Linked DNA regions of Homo sapiens: region 2 is linked to region 1. A link is a loop called in an ENCODE intact Hi-C map of the cell type or tissue named here. Cell type or tissue: MCF 10A. All regions are shown on one strand. Links, peaks and the distances in the headings refer to the core of each region. The heading gives the core; the rest is flanking DNA.

Region 1 (5,396 bases), core at 73-5,072:
TCCAAACATTCCAATTTTTTTAAGAGAATATGATTTAGGAAAGACTTCATAATAGTTATCCAAATACTATACTAGCAGGAACCTATCTTTAATAAATGTTAATAATGAACTATATATAGTTTTAAAATAAAAACCTTTCAAAGCAGTTGGTGCTTCAAAAATCAGTGTCTGTGATTGAACTCGGCAAATAAAGTCCTATATTCCAGGTTGTGTCAGATGGCAGAACATACTCTCTGAGATTTCCAGCTGCACACATATTAGTGATTTGGTTAGTTAATTGAATACCGACCCTTGTAGGCTGTTGGGTTTTGGCTAGTCTTTTAGGCTCGGCAAACACGAATAACAGGATGGCTAAATAACGTAGGCAAAATTATTGAAGAACAAATTCCTAAGGGAACTAAGAAATGTTTTAAGAAAAATTGTCAGCTAATAATGGTTATTCTTATTTCTGGAAATATATATACATAGATAAATACGTAAAGAAATGCACAGAGAGAAAGACAGATATTTCTGGTTATGGTCACAAAAGAAGAAAGAAGTTTCCAAGAAAGGGTTTAAGGGTAATAAATCATTTACACATAGTTACTGATGTTTAGATTATTTTGTCCAAAAGATTCCAACATTTTCAAACAATGTTACCACTAATGTACCTAAACTAAAGACAACATTTTATACTCTGTCCACTTAAGAAATTGACTCACTATGAAACCAATAATAAATGCCATAAACTTCAGTAAAGAAGTTATCCACTGATTTCTTTAATCTTATTCTAGACTTTAATACTGCCCATATTTTTTTTTCTTCCTGGCAATAAGTGATCTAATTGTTTGACAAGCAGTTTCTGAGTTGTATACCTGAAAAAAAAAAAAAAAAAGGATGGAGGGAGGCAGAAAAAAAGAGGAGAAAGAAGAAAGGGAGGGAGGAATGTAAATCATAATTCAGGGTAATATATTTTTAATTTTCCTCTTTTCTTTCCAAGTCTTGAGTCCTCTTTCACATGCTCTGTAATCTCCATTATTTTTCAACTGCCCCTGTTAATGCCATAACCAAACCAGTTGGTATTGTGTGATTTATTCAATAAATATTTATTGAGTTTGTATTATTTGCAAGGCAATCTACACGGGCGTAAGATAACTTAGATACCAAACAGTCTCTTCTTGTTAATTATTTGGAGCACTTCTTTAGTTGTTCAGATTCTCTTGATAGAGGATGAAGTTTCAATTGTTAGCATAAAGTGAAGAAAACAATTATATTCCATCACAAAAGAAGAGGAAGGATTTAGATAAAACCAATGCAATTATCCATTAGTCAGTTGTCAAGAAACTGAGCAAAATGGCCTAATATTGTGTAATATTTTATAGTATTTTCAACTGTCAGACAATTGGCAGAGAGATGTAAAATTTTACACATCACATAAAACTGACAAACTCAATGAATATACCTGTTTTACATTAAAATAAAGAGAAACATACATTAACTTTAAATTTGTGAAGAATATGACTGAAAATAGGAATATTCAAAATAAATTATATTTTGGCTTTGAAAGTGAATTTTATAGTTCAAAGGAATCACAATGAACATGGAGAAAACCTGGCAGAAGGCTTTTGAAGCCTCTTCTCCCCACCCTCCACCACCCCATAAGTACTGCCTCTTCTTAACATCATTCCAAATAGCCATCCATGGAAGAGACAATACATGGAAAAAAGAATGTGATGTTGGTGAGATCCCAAAGATGGAATAAGAAATCTAAAATTGTTATTTTTGCCACCTTTTATTCAGCTTTACTATAATGTATACAAATGATTTGGCAAATCATTTTGTACACGAACCAGATGATTATTGTATATGAGCCAGATTTTACATAAGGAAGGATTTCAGGTGCAGTGCCTTTTTATTTGAATCTGTTGTTTTATTATTGGGTTTATTTTTGATGGGCGGTATAAGTGGTTATTTTGCATTACTAGGTAGTTCTGGCTTTTCATGTTCCAGTGCATAACACTAGCACCATGTGGAGGCCAGGACTGGTACTACATGTTTTCAGTTGTCAAGGAAATATAGTTACAAACCTATTTGTGCTCACAATTTGTTTCTTAAAACAAAAATAAGAATTTGCTTTATTAAATGATAATGTGACACTTTATGTTCTGAAAATAGCTAGTTTTCAAGAATGGGTCTTGCTAGTTAAGGGGGAAAATTTTTAAGTGTTAACAGTAAGAATTCTGTTCAGGAAATACTGCTTAATAAATGGCTCAGACTGTTTAAAAGATGACCATAAATATACCAGAAACAAAGGTGATAGACAAATATGTTTTGTGAAAATGTGTTGATTAAAATCTAGCAAACTCAGTTAAATTTTATAATTTAGAAAACTCTAAATTAAATCAGTCCTGATTTTTAACTATCATGTCTCATACTTAAAGCATCTTTACTGTTACTGTTACGATGAGACAATGATATAATTCCTGCAGGTCCTCTTTGTATAATCACATGTTTATAGTAAGCAATAAATAATGCAAAAATATGAACAAAAAATATAAACTGCTGTAACCTCTAACCTCATTCCTCTTGATTGCCAAAAACTAAAAACAAAATAAAACAACATCTTTCCCTTGAGATCTAAATAGAAAAAATATTTTCAACCTAGAATTTCACTTTGTATTATATAGGACTAAGAAATTATCATGTTTCCAAAGAGAAATTAGTGTATGCATGTAGAGCTATGCCTAAAATTAATTCCAGGAGAATTTCAATGCATTGTTTAATGATCTCAAGGTAGATCACTAATCATTGTTGAGAAAAGTTATAAAAATGGAATTTCAATTAAAACTCTACTGTAAGAAATTTTAATAACTAAGTAAGAAAAGCGAACTAGTATATCATGTTTGTACAATAAAATTGATAAGAGTTATGCAGGGCTAAAATGCAAGAAACAATAATATGTTTTACAAATAAGGGTGAAAATCAAGTTAAAGATTTCCTGAGTGATACAAGTTTTAAATAAGAGTCTACCTTGCCAGTTATTTTCAATGAAGTAAGCTTTACAGTATTAAAATCATGACATATTATTTATTTCCAATGACAGGATAAAAATTTATGGAAATTCATTTAAATTCCCAGAATGCGCTATTTCCTACAGTTTTTCAACTATAACGATATTAACATTGACATTTGATGAAAATCATTCAAGTATAAATTTCCCCATTCTGAATAAGCAATCAAGTTAGTTAAATATTCCTTCTAGAATTTTTCATTTTTTTTCCATTATTCAGTATACAATTTCTTCATATCTTTCCCACATAATCAAATGATTCCTCTTTATTGAATAATTCCCAAACAGCATAGAAAAAATGTAGTTTCCCATCATAAAAATAAATCTCCCCCTAATCTCACTTATCCTCCAGTGAAAGATTCATTTCTGGTTCCAACTTATAGTTAATTTCTTCAAAATACTGTCTATACTCTGTCTTCATTTGTTCACCTCTCATTTTCTCCTGAATCTACTCTATCATTTAGAATTTTGTTTGGTTGCAGGTGGTAGAAAACCCAAACAACAGTGATTTAAATATGACAAATTTGACTTCTCCTTCTTGTAAACACAGTCCTGGGGTAAGTCCAAGGCTGGTGTGCCAGAGTAAGGATCATTACCGACATGAACACTTTCTATCTTGTAGTTGTTTTTCCATCTTCAAAAGGTAGTCTCCATCGCATAGTCCAAACTCTAGCCATCACATCCTTTTTGTGGGCAACAATAATTAAGAATTAATAAAGAAGGGTATAACTATGGCTTGAATGTCCCCTGCTATACTCATGTTGAAATTTAATTGCCATTATGACCGTATTAAAAGGTGGGACCTTTAAGAGGTTACTAGGTCCTGAAGGCTCTGCCTTTATGATGGATTAATGCTATTGTCTTGAGAGTGGGCTCCTGATGAAAGGATGAGGTCAGCCAGCTTTCTTCTCTGTCTTGCTGTCAAACATGTGCACCTCCTCACCATGGATGCCTCCCCCCATGTTATGAGGCAGCAAAAAAAACCCTCACCAGATGTGGCCTCTCAAACTCAACTTTCCTGCCTCCAGAACCATGAGCCAAATAAGCTATTATTAATTAATTAACCAGTCTGTGGTTTGCTATTATAGCAGCGAAAAAAGGACTAAGAGAGTTTTGCCTTCTGCTTTTAAAGACACTTCATAGAAGCCCCCGTGTTCCTGACCTCTAAATTTTTGAGTGCCACAGGATTTAGACCTATGACTTCATCTGTTCTCCATCCATACTCACCCAATATAGCAAATTTGCAATGTGTCAACTTGGCTAAACTGAACCACCTTTCCTAGAGTTCCCTTTTGTGTTTATTTCCAATTTGGCTGAGTCAAAAAGGAGATTCTTGGGAGAATTGAAGGGTGGAAAACAAACAACAGTCATTTTTGTAAAACACACTGGTTGCTTACACGTTGGTTTCAGTGGCAGCTTTCCGGCCTGCCACTGCTACACCTTCCAAGGAACCTCCTTCAGCGTCTCTGTCTCCTAGACCAGGCGTGTGTCTTTAACTCCATGACTAAGGGCTCCAGCTTCTGCAGGACACCCACATCACCAAAATCAGAGGCGACAAGACCTGATACTGGTTTTCGTCTGTCTTCATTGGGTTCTTATTCATTGTTCATGCATGGAGGTTTTAGCTTGTTCTTTCTCTCTTTCGTTTTGTAAGCTTCTTTTCTGACTACCCACCCTCTGTACAACAAGCTGTATTGTTAGGCAGGAACATAACTACCTTATAATGACTTATTAATCAGCTTCCAAAAATGTATAATTTGAAATCCTTATGACAAATCCATATTTATCTTCTAGGGAAACTGCTTCTTCTATTGAACCCTGACTAGTACACCCTCTAGAAATCTTATCCAAGACCATGGTTTTTCGTAACATCAAAGTGCTGAGGATCCCAAATTTATACAAATAAACTCAACCATTCAACCCTTTCCACTAAATTACAGATTTTATATCCACTTGCCTTCCAGATATCTCCACTTGCATGTTTAATAAGCATCTGTACCTTAATATGTTCTGGTTTCTAACCTGCCCTTTATTCCCTCCATCTATAAACCTACTTCCACCCTCTAAATAAATGAACACATCTAGGTCCCTTCCCACAAATGCTCTTCTGCTCCATGTCAATTAGGATAAAAATAAAATCCTTATAGTTGTCTAGGAAGTCTTTCTTGATGCGGACTCCTACTATATCTTTGACCTTATCTATCATTTTCTTTCTCCCTCACCCCATTCAAGACACATTGAGTCCCTTGATAATTCTCAACCTAGGTAAGCGTTCTCCCACTTCAGGGCCTTTGTGCATGCTGTTTTCTCTGGCTAGAAAGCTCATCCCTCAGAAATACATGTTTTA
Region 2 (5,396 bases), core at 267-5,266, 850 kb before region 1:
CATTTTGAAAGCCTGTGCAAGTGTTGTCAATATTTTAAATGCAAACAAATAACATTTTATAAGAAATATTAAAAAAGAAAACCAAATCCAGGGGACATTTACCTATGATGGAATCAGTCTAACATCTCTGCAAAACATGATTACATCTAAGGTTCTGTCTATGGAAATTTTAGGCAGTTAGAAATTAGGTGAATAATTCAAATGAATCTAGTTATTTGGAGTTATCACAACAAAACATCCGGTGCTGGATTAAATTCTGTATTCTTAACTTGGTATCTAAGTGTAGTGCAGAGATATATAGCCTCACATTTGGTTAGTTTCTGAAAAATGAATTAAATTAAAACACACAACAGATCTTTTCTTCTTGCTGGGCTGTATCTGCATATCATAAAATGTGATAAAACAAAAAATGGAGAGGTTTTGATAAGCTGGTTCTAAGAATCCGTATTTTAATATATCTTTTCCAGATACTTGAAACATGTATTTACTCATTTCTTTCTCTTGAAACAGACTTCAAGAAATAAAACATCAATTCTATTAAATTGAGCTAAATCTGCATAAAGGCAAACTTTTTTTTAACAAATAAAGTGTATTTAGGACTTTATTATCTGAGGCTGGATCTTAGGTAATTTCAAGACATCTAATAATTTCCACCACATTCTTTATTTTGCCTCTCAAAAGAGTTTTTTATTGGTCTGGTCTTTCCAAATATATCTCTTGTAATTCTCCTTCAAACACTTTACATGGAAGCCCTCTCAGTCCATTCACTCTGGCTCCCTTTGGTTTGGCTTTTTTCTTTCCAACTTTACTAAGCTCTCTTTTATCCCATCACTTTCTTGTATCTAAATTAAAGTTATCTGTAAAGGCCTAGCTCAGAAATCACCTGCTTCATGCATTTTTCCTCATTCTCCCATTCAGAAGTGACCTCTCCTATGTCTGGACTCTTGTAGCACATACTCTGTCGTTATTGGAAGCAAAGCCTATGTTTTCTCCTTGGTAACTTCCTTAAAAGCTTGTCCCGGAACCATGTTTGAACAATATTTAATGAATAAGTAATAATAATAATAATACATTAATACTTCTTTCCTTTAACCAATCAAAACATCTGAATGATTTAGTAGATAATTTCACTTTTTAAATCAAGCTTTGTGTTTTATACAAATCATAAATTTCTCAACAAGAAGTCCACTTGATATGGAAGCTTTTTTTCCATGTTCTTTGTCAAAGAAACTTTAGGGAGTCATTTTTTTTAGCTTTTAAAATCAGAGATAACTTTACTCTGTCATACTGTATAGAAAAAGGTGATCATTCAACTATATTTTTTAACCCCAATCTCCCAAAACACTGGTTTGATTGAAGGAAATATTTAATGAGAATACACTAACCATCAGAGATTATAAGCTTATGAATTTCAAAAAGTTCATAATCACAAATATTACATATATATTTAAAATGAAAGTGACAAAAGAAAATAATATGTAGAGTAACATTCTGTGGGAGCCAGCACTATTACAGACTCTAGAACTTGTCCTGATCCCATGTTTGTATGTAGGTAGTTGGAGAGCTCTGGGTTATATTTAAGTGTAATATATCTCTATTTTTTATGTTATTGAGGGAAATAATATTTTAAACACACTAAGTATAATCTTCCATAATTTTATAATTTCAAAATCAAAAATTTAGAAATATTCAACTTCTGCTTTATTCTTCCAACTCTTTTAATTAGAGTTTCAGAAACCAAGGACCTACTATGTGTGAATGTATTACACACCTGTGTATTACATATGAAAAAAGTTTATATAAACATTGAGAGGCTTTTCTTAGTAATAAGATACATCTTTGGGGCCATTTTTTATGAATTACATTTTTGTGTCTACTTTCTTTTTGAAATCTTAAGTGTATTACTAAGTACCAAGTAAAGGAAAGAGTGGATGCTATAAATATATGATAGAATCAGCTCACTCATAGAAAGGGTCCTGTGCCCTAAAAGAATAAATCTTAGAACGTTGAATCATTTTTGTAACTCAATTAATTGAGGGGGCATTTCAGGTAAACAAATGTTACCTTCTGTGATGCAATTCAATCTGTTTTAAATTATTCTTTGACCATTTCACTTTCTTTGGCTGTTAGATGGTTCAACATCATTGTGTTTTATTACTCCATTGTGGCTAACCTTAATTAAATCGGTAGTGTCTCTTTGACTGCACATCTGTCTTCAATTAGTTTGCTCTGTTGGCTTTTCTTCCCTCTACCACACAGTACTTAAATATGCAAAGCTATCACTGTACTTACCACATGATGGCAGCACTTTGCTCTGAGAGCACGGATTAAATTGTAGACTTCACTTTTACTACTTTTATATCACATCCAGTTATCTGAAATTTAAAAGGCAAGGTCTCTGCCTATCCTACTAAATTCCAAAAAATTAGTGTTTGGAATGTAAATAGGTTGCTGTCTATGATGTTCCATTATTGGTTTTATATCTTTGGTCCAGCACAGAGCTATTTCCAAATATTCTGAGGAGTAATTTATTATGTAGGTAGCTTGTACTTTCCCAAATTACTTGGTTAATACAGTAGTAAATATCTTCCTAGATACAGTCTCTAAAATTTTAAGATTAACCGAAATAAAAAGCAATCAATAATTTTGTTTATTCCAATACTTAATGATGGAACGGAAATAACTACCTAGCAGTTTTAGAAATCAAGTATTTGGGAATTTTTACCCCCTGTAGCTAGCTTTAATTTAGCTAGTATTTACTTCAGGTACCTTTCTCCTCTCTTTCTTTGTTTCTTTCTCTGTCCATCCCTCTTTCCTTTCCTTCTTCCCTCCTCCTGTCTCTGTCATCTACCTGTTGTTATTGCTGTTACTGTTTTTGTTTTTTGATATTTTTACTAAAGGGATTTTGCAGTTTTATCTCATGTTTTAATTTTCTTTTGAACGTGGACCTGAAAATTTCAGGTTTTAAGTGTCATTGTGCCAGCATTATTTGGAATGTTTTCCCTTGAATTATGTACAATCACACTTCATGTATGTTTTCTATTACAGTTCAGGGGTTCTAGTTTAAGAAGAGGTACTGCATCTTAAAAGTAATTTAGAAGTTTAATTTTTTTCCAAATCTACTTCAGTATAATTATTATCTATTTGGGAAAATCTAAAGCAAACTGGACACTAGAAAAATGGGCTAGCTTCAATAGAGCTATTTGTAGTTTTCACACACCACCAAATCACAAGTTTTCACAAATACAGGTGTTGAAACTCTGATATCTCTATCAGTCATTTGTAAGTCGTTAGGCATGGAAGTTGAAGGAAGGATGTCATTGACAATTTCTTTTTTAAATGACAAATTATTAGATGACTATTAGTCATTACAGATATATTTTATATATATATGTAAACAATATATCTATTATAAAGGTATGACAAGTCATGAGAAATGGAATGTTGCAGGCTTTTTTCTTATAAAAATAAAAATATTTCCCTTAAGATATGTCATATTCACATAGTAGCTCCTTTTAGAGAAGAAGATGAAGACGGGTTGCCTCCATTTGCTGTGTTCCAGAAAGATGGTAAATCTCGTATATTCACAGTTTTCTCTCTCCATGCACATTGGCCTTATGACTGAATTCTTAATGACATCTTAATGAACAATTTAGTTTGTTTATAATGATTCATTATCTGGCTTTATAGATAATAAGATCAATGATCACTTCAGGAAACAGAAGTAATCGTATAAAACAATGTAACAAATGAAAATGAAGTTAGCTTAACTAATAGCACGGTATAGAGGAATTTTTTCTTACATGAAAAAATACATGTTGGCTCCGTATACTATAATCCTTGCTTTTAAAAGGAAATCATAATGTTGCCTTTTAAGTAGGTCTTCCTTTTTTTGAGGGGTTTTTAGTTCAGAAGTGATTTTGGAAGAAACCACTTAAAATATAGTTTAAGTGAGAATTAAAATTGTATAGTAAATAATGAAAGAAAGTTTGACTAAGACATTATCATAGATGAAAATTAAGAAAGTAAATTCATTTTGTCTTTAATAAATTCAGGCCGTAATTCCAGCTATGTTCGAATAAATAGAATGAAAAAAGAATGTATCCAGTGCTGAGTTCCGGTTTGGTGCTATAAAATGCAAATACAATAATGATCTTTATCTTTAAAAGATTAATAGCATGGGGGATCATATGTGAAAGAAAAAACATTCAATTTTGAGCTACATCAAATTTTCATGGGCGATTTTTAATTTTTCAATCTTCCTTTTATTCTCTTTTGAAGCAGAAGCATTTTCTTTCTTGCTGTTTGCTTGCACTACACTTGCATTAGGCTGTCAGATAGGTATTTCCAACTGACAATTGGAGAAAAAAAAAACTCAAGCAGGAATAAAGACTACTGTAAAACATGCAGGTTTGTTTGAGTAAAAAGTCATTCTAAAAATAGTCATTTTGAAAAAAGTTCTTACATAATCCTGAAACTGTGAGAACTTACATCACGACTGCTTAGATAACAAGAATGCTGTCCTTAAATGGAATCCGAACATTTTGAAAATTCATTAAATTTTGCCCAAATGAAAAAGGTTGAGCACATTTCCAGTTTGTTTTCATATTATTCCAATTTGGTCAATGGCCACGAAGTAAAGAGGAAGTTTGGACAGTTATTTGATAAATGCACGTCTGGTCTCATGAGACCTAACCTCTCTAGCTAATGTCATTAATCTTTCTCCAAACAGATTATATTAATGATCTATTAATCTATAACAATCATTTCATCAATCTTTCTCCAAATAGATCCTTAAAAAATACTTTCTGTCTATATATAGATGGTTATATTGCAGTGGATTGTACAGGTTATGATAGAACCAGAGGCAGAACAAATAAATTATAATTAATTATATTTTCCAGATATTTTTAAACATGATGATGTTTGGTTGCACCTAAATGTAAATCAGTGACCAATTGCATTTTTCTTTTTCCTCTCAGTTGAAGATAGACAAAACTCACTTTTCTGACTCTTCATAATTTTTTCCAGATACCTTTAAATTGATTATTCAATAAATATTACTAGCATGAGAGATTCATGAAGACAGTAATATTTGTCTATTTTGTTTGCTGTAGTATCACCAACACCTTGAAGAGGTTCTGTGACATTATTTGCACTAAAAATAATATCAGCAAATGTATGTAAAAATGATGACCTAATAAAAGTAATTCAGATCATATTTTTCATAAATGATAAGCACGTTTGCAAATATCCTTTTGGCATTAAATATTTTGAAACTCATCAAATTATATACTTGAAATTGAGGATCAAGTATTTCGTAAGAAGCTTTCCATTTTTCCTCAAATTTGAATGAAAGTGATAATCTTCAGTTTTTCTATTGTTATGCCAATACA

What was found. A loop is a pair of places that touch in the nucleus more often than their neighbours do. Peaks named below come from ENCODE experiments on the same cell type or tissue, not always from the same donor. Only the 100,000 strongest peaks of a DNase experiment are listed, where the experiment ranks them.
Region 2: it touches region 1 in a loop (26-fold over the local background); 9 of 110 quality-filtered maps call a loop at or near these places.

What each region holds. Positions count from the first base shown.
Region 1 is chr7:83,654,150-83,659,545 of GRCh38, forward strand. No RefSeq gene overlaps it. Among named protein-coding and RNA genes, the nearest start is that of SEMA3E, 7.7 kb to the left of the region's middle. In MCF 10A, for the core only: a CTCF peak has its summit at 2,020; no DNase peak of the experiment used is centred there.
Region 2 is chr7:82,808,549-82,813,944 of GRCh38, forward strand. The region is part of intron 20 of PCLO (piccolo presynaptic cytomatrix protein); the gene reads right to left. Among named protein-coding and RNA genes, the nearest start is that of PCLO, 350 kb to the right of the region's middle. In MCF 10A, for the core only: CTCF peaks have their summits at 2,300 (motif pointing right) and 2,499; no DNase peak of the experiment used is centred there.